Linked DNA regions of Homo sapiens: region 2 is linked to region 1. A link is a contact called in ENCODE Hi-C data. All regions are on one chromosome and are shown on one strand. The core of a region is the stretch at or near the end of the contact, and the rest is flanking DNA. Distances in the headings are between cores, read along the strand shown. Region 1 overlaps SPARC (secreted protein acidic and cysteine rich). Region 2 overlaps GALNT10 (polypeptide N-acetylgalactosaminyltransferase 10).

Region 1 (5,753 bases), core at 241-2,740:
GCAAAAGCATAATGTGTTTGCAAAGGTTTGCATTTGTGTAGTCATGTGTAGACATGTATGCTCATGTGTTTTTGTGTCAGGATAATAAGGTGACTAAGACTAAGACACATGCAAATCACCCAGGAAGGCAGTTTCTAAGTCATTACTTTTTATTTTGAAGGATTTGTGAAACTCTTCACATCATGGTGAGAGTTTGTATGATTAATAAGAAGCAGCTTTTTCATGAAATGCTTGGAGGTGAACGAGTTCTCAGCCTGTGAGATCCGACCATCCCATTAACTTTGAAGTTTCTCTTGATTAATAGAAGAAAAAAGGGGAGGGTGAAGAAAAGGAGGAACATGCTAAAAACCTTATGACAATCATCCAAATGTGAGGAAAGAACAACCGATTCACCAACTCCACTTTTTCTATTTTACAACTTTCTACATCTCACTCTTGATTTTGGCCTTCCTGGCTGAAACAGCCTGGCAGTCCCTAGAGCCCCTGAGAAGAGCCCTGGTTCTCCAAAAGACAGAGGAGGAGAAGCCCTGCAGGATGCGCTGACCACTTCCCAGAGAACTGACAGTCCGTGCTCCCAAAAGTTTGAACCAACAGCCTAATGTGAAAAGAAACTGCACTGAAAGGTAAAGGAGGAAATGGTGATGAACTGGGCTTATGTGAGAATGTCTATATTTTCATAACACAGCCCCAGAATCTTTCTCTCAGTTACAGCCTCAGGCAAACCACGTTCTGGTTGGTGGGTTCTGCAGGGATCTCTCCCACCACTGAGCCTCTAGTCCCAAAACCATCCTTGACAACATCGTGTGTCTGTTACTTCCCTTTGCCCACCTCCAGGCCACCTGGGGAAGCCCACAGGCAGCCAAGACCCTGAAATGAAATGAACACAAAGTCTGACTCGGTAAGTATTAGTTTCAAACAGAACACTAAAGAGAAAAGTTGAAGCTGCAATGTGTGTTTAAGGCAGAGCCCAGCAGATCCGTGTCCACCCATGTGCCAATAAGACAATGGGCAAAGCTACAAATGGCAAGAGAAAAATGGGACTATTAATGCGTGTGGAAAAGGCCTTAATAGTTAAGTTACAGCTAAGAATGTCATGTCTTGGGTTAGAATTTTCATTTTTAGCACCGTTAATGTATTCACTTAAATCTATGTTAGCACCTTGTCTCCAGGCAGAACAACAAACCATCCAAACATTTTAAACATTGGGGGAAACACGAAGGGGAGGGTTAAAGAGAGAATCCGGTACTGTGGAAGGAGTGGATTTAGATCACAAGATCCTTGTCGATATCCTCTGCAAAGCAAGAAAAGAGCACGGTTAAAAATAAGGCTGTGTCGATGATAACGCACTTCCCAAGGAGTCAGTGGACTCCCACCCATCCCCAGGGGCAGGGGTCTAGGTGGCCATGCAAGGTCACCCAGGAAGTCAGTGACGGAGGAATCTCGCTCTCTCTGTCTCTGGCCTGTCCCTGTCTCTTACACACGCTGCCAAGTTACACTTCCTGTTTCCTCTCTGTGTGCCTGCCAGTTCCCAAAATAGTGTTTAGCACGGGTGAGTGCTAACGCTTGAGGAAGGGAAAGAGAGAGGGACAGTTGGATGGACAGAGAAGGATCAGGAAGACGCCCAAGAGACAGGAGTCAAATAGGCAGAGAGAGCAGAGACAGGCAGAGAGGACAGACAACAGACAGACCAAGAGAGCGGAGAGTGGGGGGATGACAACCCAGCACCCTGGGAGCAGTGTTTCTGCCCATGCCCCTTGCTTCTTTGTTCAGACACTCACTCTGCTTGATGCCGAAGCAGCCGGCCCACTCATCCAGGGCGATGTACTTGTCATTGTCCAGGTCACAGGTCTCGAAAAAGCGGGTGGTGCAATGCTCCATGGGGATGAGGGGAGCACGCAGTGGAGCCAGCTCGGTGTGGGAGAGGTACCTGCAGGGAAGGAGGCAGGGGAGGGCCTGAGGCATGGAAAAGCTCCACACCCAGCCTTGGGAGGCAACCGGGGAGTTAGCCTGCCCCAGAGCATGGAGGAAAGGATATTTAAAGCAGGACAAAAAGCCAGAATCCCAGGTCTACCCCTAGCTCTGCCACTGACTGCTCTGAGACTCAGAGAACAGCAGTGCACCATTCGGAACCTCAGTTTCTCCTTCCAGCAAAGAGGAGGAGATGGCCATAATTACTAACGGCCCTTCCAGCTCTAAGGTTTCAGGGTCTCAAAAACAAAGGTCTGTTTGGTGTATTTGATTGTTTCCTAATTGGCTGAGAACTGGGGACACAGAAACTTAAAATCAAAATTCAGCACTTCTGCTATGGGTAGATCAAAATCTAGCATGACACAGCACTGTATATTGTCTATGGACACACATTTATACATCTATAAATGCCTAGTAAAGGGTCTAAAAATGACACACCAATCTGGTGACAGTGCTGCCTTCTGGGGAGGAATGTGGAAAGGGACTGGGATTGGCAGTGAGGGTCAACGGGAGCTCTAACCATCTTCATAGAGCTTTGCTTGTGTATCCTGTAATGTCTGAGAGGGAGGCCCTTTGGATGTCTCTCCCACTGTCCTCCCTCCCTATTCTCCCTGCTGGCCTTAGACTCCAGAGCATGTGTATAATTTTTTTCTTTGTTTCCCAGAGCCCCCAACTACTTGTCCCTAAAGATCCACAAAGGATCTCCAGGGAACAATGTGACTCCAGTTGTCTTCTTAACCTCTAGACCTCGCAGCCCCACCCAGCTCACCAAAGAAATCACACAATGTTTGAACTGATAGGAACATTCTCCTCCCCTTCATTGTACTGGTGGAAAACTGAGGCCCAGGGAGGGGCAGGGATGCAGGCAAGGTCACCTACAGCCCTGGGATGGGAGGAGGAGGAAGCGGGTCCCCTTGCCCAAGCTGGACCCCTTTCCCAGATGTGCTGTTCTTGCACCCCATCTGAAAGCCTCCCTCCAGGCCCTCTGTTGCAGTGGGATCAAATTGCTTTGCCTGAGCTCCAGATGTTCCCCTTTGACTTTTCCCCTCCCTGCCATAATGAGTGACTCAGTTGGATCCCAGCCATGGCAAAAGCCTGGGAGAGAAGTGGCCGGGAGATTCCCAGAGCCCAGGAGACCCCAGCCCTCAGGATCACTGGCAGGGTTGGCAGACTCCAGGCACACAGGCTGGACAAAGAGCGAGGGGTGAACATCCTAGAGAGGAAGTTCCCTGAGTATGTGAGTAGGGCAGCCCTTCCTTTCCCCTCTGTGTGATGCTCTGCTTCCACAACCCAAGGACGAAGAAAAAACCACTCTGGGAAGGTGCAGGTGTAGCTTGCTCCATCTGAGGCTGAGCAGGGGCTCTCACTTCATCACCACAAGAGAAGTTCAGAAGGTAGTGACAGGTTATGAACAGAGTATAAGTCCATGAGGGCAAGGACCATGCCAGCTCTGACTGCTGTTCAATCCCCTGCCTAGAATAGTGCAGGGCACAAAATGCACACTCCATAAGCATTTGCTAACTGGCCAGCTGCCTGCCTGTTCGGCAGTGCAGTTGCACAGGGCCTCATAACTCGTTTGGACAAGGGACAAGAGCCCTCAAACTGGGGGCTTGCAAAATAGACAGGCTTTTTTGGATAACTTCCAGGGTCAGTTGGGCCCTATTGGGGCTGAGCCTTAGGAGGGGGCTTAGACAGTGCCAGGTGGCTGCTCTGCCCCTGGATGTTCTGCTGAAGGACAGGGGGCGTGTGGCTGACCCAACCTTGTCCCCTGCCACCCCTTGGAGCCTGGTACTCCTTCTTAATTCACACTCCTTCATTATCCAGATATCCACGCCTAGTACTTGCAGGATTATGGAGCTATTTTGAGCTCCTACTGACTTTCACCTCAGCATGAGAGTGTCTTATCGGTTTCTTTGTCCCAGGTCCACATCTTTTCTCCAGATGCCTCATCCTTCTGCTCCAATCCCCAGGCAAACTGTGGATGCCAGGGCTTGGAGCAGTATAGGCTGCTGAGAGGCTTTCTGGCCATAGCTAGTGCACCTGCCAGCCTTGAGCTCTGTTCACTCTAGGGTCTGGGGTCTTACCCGTCAATGGGGTGCTGGTCCAGCTGGCCGAACTGCCAGTGTACAGGGAAGATGTACATGTTATAGTTCTTCTCGAAGTCCCGGGCCAGCAGCTCCACGGGGTGGTCTCCTGCCTCCAGGCGCTTCTCATTCTCATGGATCTTCTTCACCTGAGGGAGTAGAGACTGTGTGTGACAAGAGGTCCATGGAGATTGTCTGGACCAGTCGGGCCCTCCCACCCCTCCCAGAAGGCCAGAGCAGGCAGAGACTAGCCAGACCAAAGCTCACAGCGAGGGGAGGGAGGTGTCATAGATGGGTACTAGCATCTCATTCACAAAAATAGAAGCCTGGGATGACCTCAAAGAATTCTCCATATAGCTACCCACATCAAAATCACCTGGCGAAGGCCGGGCACACACTCACACCTGTAATCCCAGCGCTTTGGGAGGCTGAGGCAGGCAGATCACCTGAGGCCAGGAGTTTTGAGACCAGCCTGGCCAACACAGTGAAACTCCATCTCTACTAAAAATACAAAAATTAGCCAGGTGTGGTAGCATGCCTGCAGTCCCAGCTACTCAGGAGGCTGAGGCAGGGGAATCACTTGAACCCAGGAGGTGGAGGTTGCAGTGAACCGAGATCGCACCACTGCACTCCAGCCTGGCAACAGAGTGAGACTTTGCCTCAAAAAAATAAAATAAACATAAATCACCTGGGGAGTATTTAGAATGCAGCTTCCTGGGCCTTGCTTTCTAGAGACACTGTTTCAGTGGCCTGAGATGGGGCCAAGGAATCTGCATTTTATCAGCTTCTTGGGGTAGTTAATATGCTCATTAAAGCTTAAGATCCACAGACTCCAAAGGAAAAAGGAATAGGGCTGTTTGTGTCTCTTTTGTTTAACGTTAGGTTAAGCAAAGGGAGCAGGTCTCTGCTGCAGGACTTCTCAGAGCCTCTAAGATGTTAATGTGCACCACAGCCTCCAAAGGCAGGAAGAGAAGTACGTGTCCTGGTGCTCAGGGGTAAATGCACGCTCCGGAGCAGGATGCCGCCCTGCAGCTGGGGGCCCAGTTCTAGGAATGGGACTGGATCTTCACCAGCACGGGGCCAGCAAGGCCAGAGAGACCACTTACCCGCAGCTTCTGCTTCTCAGTCAGAAGGTTGTTGTCCTCATCCCTCTCATACAGGGTGACCAGGACGTTCTTGAGCCAGTCCCGCATGCGCAGGGGGAATTCGGTCAGCTCAGAGTCCAGGCAAGGGGGGATGTCTAGGTTCCAAACACAAGGGCGGTCAGCACAGACCCTGCCTGGGCCGTGCTCCCCACCCCAGGCCCCCACCCACCCACATACCACCTGCATTGGTGGCCTTGGCACAGTGGCTCAACCTCTCCAGGCCACAGTTTCTTCACAGGACAATGAGCAGAGGAGATTATGTGTGGGAAGAATGCCCTAGAAATGCATTGTGCAAAGGCATGGCTGCTGCTTTCCTCAGCCTAATCTGCTCTGCTCAGGGAAATGGATGGCTCCTGCACCTTACTGGGTGCTGGGCTTTGGGTGTGATCCTAGCTGAGACTGAGCCCATGTTGTTCACGTCAACCACTGGCAGGTGTTTGAAGCTGGGAGGCTGAGGGATCACATCTATCCACAGGCCCAGCTTGGCAGGGAGTGGGGAGTAGAGGACTCAGGAATGTGTAACCACCAGAACCTTCTTAGAAATGATTCCAACCTG
Region 2 (5,767 bases), core at 2,576-5,075, 2.7 Mb after region 1:
TCCTGCGACACGTGTGGAAAAGATCTCTGGATACAAAGCCGAAGCCCAAGCTCTCCCGCTGTATTAGTTTCCTATAGCTGCTGTGATAAATTACTATAAACTTAGAAGGTTAAAACAACACAAATTTATGCTTAAAACTCTGGAGGTCAGAAGCCTGAAATGAGTCTTACTGGGCTAAAATCATAGTGTCGGCAGGGCTGCATTCCCTCTGGATGCCTTGGGAAGAATCCATTTCCCTACCTTTCCTGGCTTCTAGAGGATGCTTACATTCCTTGGCTCATGGCCCCTGCCTCCAACTTTAAAGCCAGAAGGATAGAATCTTCAGATCTCTGTTTCCTTCTCCTTGCTTTCCTTCATACCTCTGCTTCCTTCATCACATCTCCTTCTGACTCTGACTTTCCTGCCTCCTTCTTTCACTTATAAGCCCTGTGATTACATTAATGATATGTGATTCCATCAGGCTCGCCAAGATAACCTCCCCACCACAAGATCCTTAACCTTAATCACATCTGCGAAGTCTCTTTTGCCACATAAGGTAACATATTCACAGGTTCCGGAGATTCAGACACTGCCATAACTGGGGAGTCGTACCTCTCACCACAGTTTGGCCTTCAGTGAACCACATTTCTCTATGCCTTACTCTCCCCATCTGAGAAGCAGGACTGTTGGAAGCTCAGCCATCTTCATGGGCATGGTGCATACCCAGGGCTCCTGAGAGGAACCCCTAACACTATGAGCCCCAGGGCAGGCTCAGAGGTAGAAAGAGTTGGGTTCTTTGAGGAAATGAAAGGTGGCCAGGACAATGGACCAGCCTGAGCCAAGAGTGGAGAGCAAGAATGGATTCCATGTCTCCAGCAGCAGGTCAAACATTTGTGGTCTTCTCTTGGCCTCTTGAACACAGTTGATCACTACTATTAGATCCCTTCCTGGTCCAAAGATATGATTTAGCCATGATCACATTATGCAGTCTGCCCCACCTTCTGTGTACCTCAGAATCAATCCTCAGTTGACCTAAATCCTTGTAGAATAATACCAACACCAGGAGTAACTAACATTTGGCCTGTGTTGGCAAAGCAATTTCTACTGACCATTATTGTGCATGATCCTTATAATAATGTAGGATCCTCAGGTCTAGGTAGAATTACCCTCATTTGACTGATGGAGGCCTTGAGGTTCAGAGAGGAAACAAGACTTGTCCTAGTTGACATGACTGCAGAAGCTGAGGTTAGAATAGGCTGCTCCAGAAAATGGAATTTTCAGGGTAACCAAGGGGGTAATTAGAACCTCCTTTATTGTTTGAACCTTTGCAATGAGCAGACTCATTGAAAGGTACTTAAGGACAGGTCTTGGCCCATCGTTATCCTCATTGCACAGTAAGGAAAGGCTAAGACCAGGTCATACAGCTGGCTAGTAGCAAAGGCCCAGCTAGTGTCTTCTGGGGCTTCAGTCTCCTCATCTGGATATTGAAGTGATTGGCCTCACCAGAGAGCACTGGCTCTTGACCCTAGCCACACATTGACATCACCTGGGGAGCTTGTAAAAACACAAAGGCTTCCCTCAAGAGCAGTTACACTGGAGTCTGGGGGTGGGATGCAGGTATCATCATTTTTTAAAGCTCCCAGGTGATGCTTATGTGTGGCCATGGTTGGCAGTCACTGGTGTAGATGCTTTCTGAAGGGCCCTCCATCCTCTCCCATGATTCCTTCCAGAAGTCTCTCTTCTGCTTTTTACTTGGACAGAACCCTAGGAAGTGGCCACTAGAGAAATTCTGGTCATTTTCTGTACAGCTTCCCACCTTCCCACTTGATGGTAGAGTGCCCAGCAAGTGGGCAATCTACAGGCACAGCATGGTGCAAGGATGTTTAAAAGACATGGTTTCAGTGGCAGACCCCACTTTCAGTAATAGCTTATCCACTCACTATGAGCAGATTATTTAACATTTCTGATTTTCAAATATCTCCGTCTGTAAAGGAGACTAATATTAGAGCTTTGTGAGAGCTGGAGATGGTGTCAGTAAAGTAAGTAGCACACACTGGACACTCAGAATTGTTACTAGTATTGCCAAACACAGCAGAAACCAGAACAGGCTGGGCAGAGAGGCCTCTCTCTGGAGGCAAAGCCTCGAGCATCCCAAATGCCTTAGAGCTGATATCCTGCCTATTCCATGCAGCCCCTCAGCCCCGGCCCCTGCTTTGACCGAGGCTGATTTTCATGTGCAAAGCCTTGAGTTCAGTCTCCCATGAAGCACCAAGTCAGAAACACTGTCAGCCTTTCCAAGCGGTAGATTTGTGGCTCCAGCCAAAAAAAACCAGGACCCCCTCAATCTCCAGAAGACAAAGGGGAGCCAATACTAATAACACCTTATTTTCTTATAGTACTGGGTACTTTTAGAAATATTCTAGCTGTATTAATCCATTCTCACACTGCTATAAAGAACTGCCTGAGACTGGGTAATTTATAAAGAAAAGAAGTTCAACTGACTCACAGTTCCACATGGCTGGGGAGGCCTCAAGAAACTTACAGTCATGGCAGAGGGGGAAGCAAACACATCCTTCTTCACAAGGCGGCAGGAGAGAGAAGTGCTGAGCAAAGAGGAAAAAGCCCCTTATAAAACCATCAGATCTCATGAGAACTCACTCACTATCATGAGAACAGCAGCATGGGGGTAACTGCCCCCATGATTCCATTACCTCCCACCAGGTCTCTCCTATGACACCTGGGGATTACGGTAACTACAGTTCAAGATAAGATTTGGGTGGGGACGTAGCCAACCGTATCACTAGCAACGTGGGATAGGAAGTATAGCTATCACTCCATTGTTTAGATGGGGAATAGGGCTCAAAGAGGTTAAATCAGCACTGTCCAATATAATACAAGCTGCATATGTGATATTATTTTCTAAGGTAAAGAGAAACAGGTAAAATTCATCTTAATAATGTATCTTATTTAAACCAGTATACCTCAAATATTATCGTTTTAACATGTAACCAACACTTTAAAATTATTAATGAGTTCTTTCATACTCTTTTCATCCTAAGTCTTGGAAATCTGGTGTGTATCTCACACTCACAGCACATGTCAGTTCATACCAGTCACATTTTAAGTGCAGAGTCATCACCTGTGGCCAGTGGCTTCCTTCCTGGGTAGCACAGGGTTAATGGTTAAACGCTGCATCTCAGGTCACACAGCAGGTTAAGGAAAGCAGAAATGAGAGTGAGGGTTCCGAATTTCTCACGCCCTGTTCTTTGCATGCATCACCTGCTTCTCGAGTGTTCCTGCCTGCCTGGAGGCAGTATATTGTGGTGGCGAGGGGTGTGAACTGTGGCTTAGATTAGAGATTCACATCCCAGCAGTGCTGCTTTTTAGCCATGGGGCCTTGAGCAAGTTCCCTGTCTGCACTCCAGTTTTACATGTGTAAAATGGTGATGATAATGAGGCCTGCCACATGAGGTCGAGGTGAAGAGTAAATTCATTTTATTAATAAATTAGCTCCGTACAGCACCCGGCATATTCAAGCCCTCAGTAAATATTCAGGGGCTCCCCTTTTAAAGGAGTCCTGCCTGTGCTGTAAAGGCTCATCTGCTACTGGAAGGAGGAGCTGCTTGGGCAGCTTTTGGGTTGACTAAGAGCTTATTCGATCAGCCTACTTCCCATGAGCTTGCACTTCCAGGGACCAGGAGGGGGAATGGAGGTTGCTGCTGGAATGTTTGGATTTGAGGGTTTGGAGTTTTCCAGTGCATCCAGACAAGGATGCAGCCACTCTGATAGCTTTTCACACAGCAAACGCTGGTTGGCCCCTACCAGGTGCCAGTCTTGTGCGAGATACCCTGGGGGACGCTGACAGTCAGCAGCATGACGTTTCCTCACTTAGCACGGTGCCAGGCGGACTTCCTGTTCCCGTGGGTACTGCATGATTTGTCGTCTCTGTGTCCTTGCTGACGTTTTATCCTCCCCTCAGTGCCTTTCCCTCTCCCAAATTTCCTCTTGTCCAAACCCACTTAAATGCCACCTCCCCTGAGCCTCATTCCTTGACCCTTGCCCCAGCCATCCTCCTTACCCCAAAAGCTGGAAACAGACACACTCCTTTCAGATTCCTGTAATGCTGTCTCTACCTCCCGGAGTCCCTTATGCACCCTCTGTCTTGAGGGGGCTGCCCCACTACACCAACATCTCCTGAAGGACTCTCATTGACCTCGAGATTCTTCCAGCACCTCCCTCACAACTGGCATGGGATGAACAAACTCATTAGAGAATGAATGAATGGAGTTAATCTTATCTCCCAGTTTAACTGAAAAGACAGAGACAGTGGCTTCTTCTGTAAACACCACAGCAGAACAAACGTCCATGCTGGCCTACTGAGTAATAGTTGTCAAAGGAGCATGTTCAAAAACACAGAGCCCTAGGCTGCCTCCCGCAAGGATTGTTTCAGCAGGTCTGAGGTGGGGCCCAGCGAGCTGTATATTTTTTCATCTCTCTAAGAGATTCTACAACACAGACAGGCTTGGAGAGACCCCCAACTTGGACCATTTAACTAGTGAGAGGACTAACATGTACATATTTATGATGCAGCTACAGGGCCCATGTGGACAAAGTACTGTGATTTCATTTCACAAGTACTCTTAGGTGTTAATTGTGTAAAGGAACTTCGGGTCCCATTTGGTTAAAATGTAGCTCTTATGAAAGGAAGTTGTAGGAAAGAAAGGGGGATGCCTGGAAGGGCCTTGGATTCCCTGGAAGACACTTGGACTGTGTTCAGGGAGCAGCATGGAACACCGCCGCTGGGGGAATGGCATTATCGGGCCACATGAGAGCATGTGGCCAGGACATCTGCACCTTCACACCATGTTCTTCTTCTCTGACAGGTCTCCCGTGATGGCCGGTGGACTGTTCGCCGTGGATCGGAAGTGGTTCTGGGAACTCGGCGGGTATGACCCAGGCTTGGAGATCTGGGGAGGGGAGCAGTATGAAATCTCCTTCAAGGTGAGCCAGCTCTCCAGACGCCCCGTTCTTGGCACAGCCTCCTGAGTGCCTGTCCCAGTAGGTGTCTCAGCTTCTGCCTGAGCTTGGAAAGACTGGAGGCCTCAGGGTTCTGTAGCCCTTCTGCCCATCAGGTGAAGAAGACAGGGGCTCATGGGCCACTCTTTGTTGTGGGGTGGGGGGGTGTGGGAGGGAAGGGGAGTACTCTCCAGCTGCCAAAGGCTGGTCCTCACCACAGCTCTGACTGGCATTTGCCTTGTGTCTTCTTAAGATGTTGGAATAAGGTCTTGCTTCTACTCAGATGGCAGGTCTGAGATTGAGATGTCCAGCAAATAAGCAGTGGGCCAGAGAAGCTAGGAAGGCCAAACAGGATACGTAGGCCTAGAGGAGTCCTCTCAGTCACCCCAAGTTTTCCCTTTGTACCTGTTGCTCTAGGAGTTTGACAAAGACCAGTGAGCATAAGCTCCAGTTGTAAAGTTACAAAGGCCTGGATTCAGATCCCAGCTCCATCATCAGGAGCTATCTGACTTTGGGCAAGTTAGATCACCCCCCCGAGCTTTCTTTCCTCATCTGAAATAAGGGAATAATAATACTACCTAGCTTACAGAGCTATCGTGAAGATTAAATGAGATCATGTCTAGAAAGTGCTTAGCATACAACCTGGGAACATGACCAGCAATTAATAATTGGTAGAAATTGTTAAAGTTTCGGTGAGTAAATATTTACTGTAACCTACTTGACCAGCCTATGGACTCTGGAAGCTTTCTGACAGTAGTGGTAAAGGAGTTAC

Evidence for each region. A loop is a pair of places that touch in the nucleus more often than their neighbours do. Pooled maps may share reads with other maps.
Region 2: a map with no recorded cell type shows a loop between it and region 1 (17-fold over the local background). The contact joins two enhancer-like sites. A Hi-C loop is called at or near these places in 3 of 37 single-sample maps with no recorded cell type and 2 of 50 pooled maps.

What each region holds. Positions count from the first base shown.
Region 1 is chr5:151,662,309-151,668,061 of GRCh38, forward strand. It overlaps SPARC (secreted protein acidic and cysteine rich), which reads right to left. Exons shown (of 10, transcript NM_003118.4): 7 at 5,159-5,292; 8 at 4,053-4,201; 9 at 1,779-1,927; 10 at 1-1,291. The coding sequence ends at 1,263. Among named protein-coding and RNA genes, the nearest start is that of CLMAT3, 12 kb to the right of the region's middle. RefSeq lists enhancers at 332-471, 929-2,128 and a silencer at 1,464-1,513. Within about 2 kb of position 1,491, at least 17 of the 41 ENCODE cell types and tissues checked have a DNase peak (open chromatin) inside an H3K27ac peak, as active enhancers do.
Region 2 is chr5:154,381,451-154,387,217 of GRCh38, forward strand. It overlaps GALNT10 (polypeptide N-acetylgalactosaminyltransferase 10), which reads left to right. Exons shown (of 12, transcript NM_198321.4): 7 at 4,863-4,980. Among named protein-coding and RNA genes, the nearest start is that of MIR1294, 37 kb to the left of the region's middle. RefSeq lists an enhancer at 3,405-3,554. Within about 2 kb of position 3,826, at least 6 of the 41 ENCODE cell types and tissues checked have a DNase peak (open chromatin) inside an H3K27ac peak, as active enhancers do.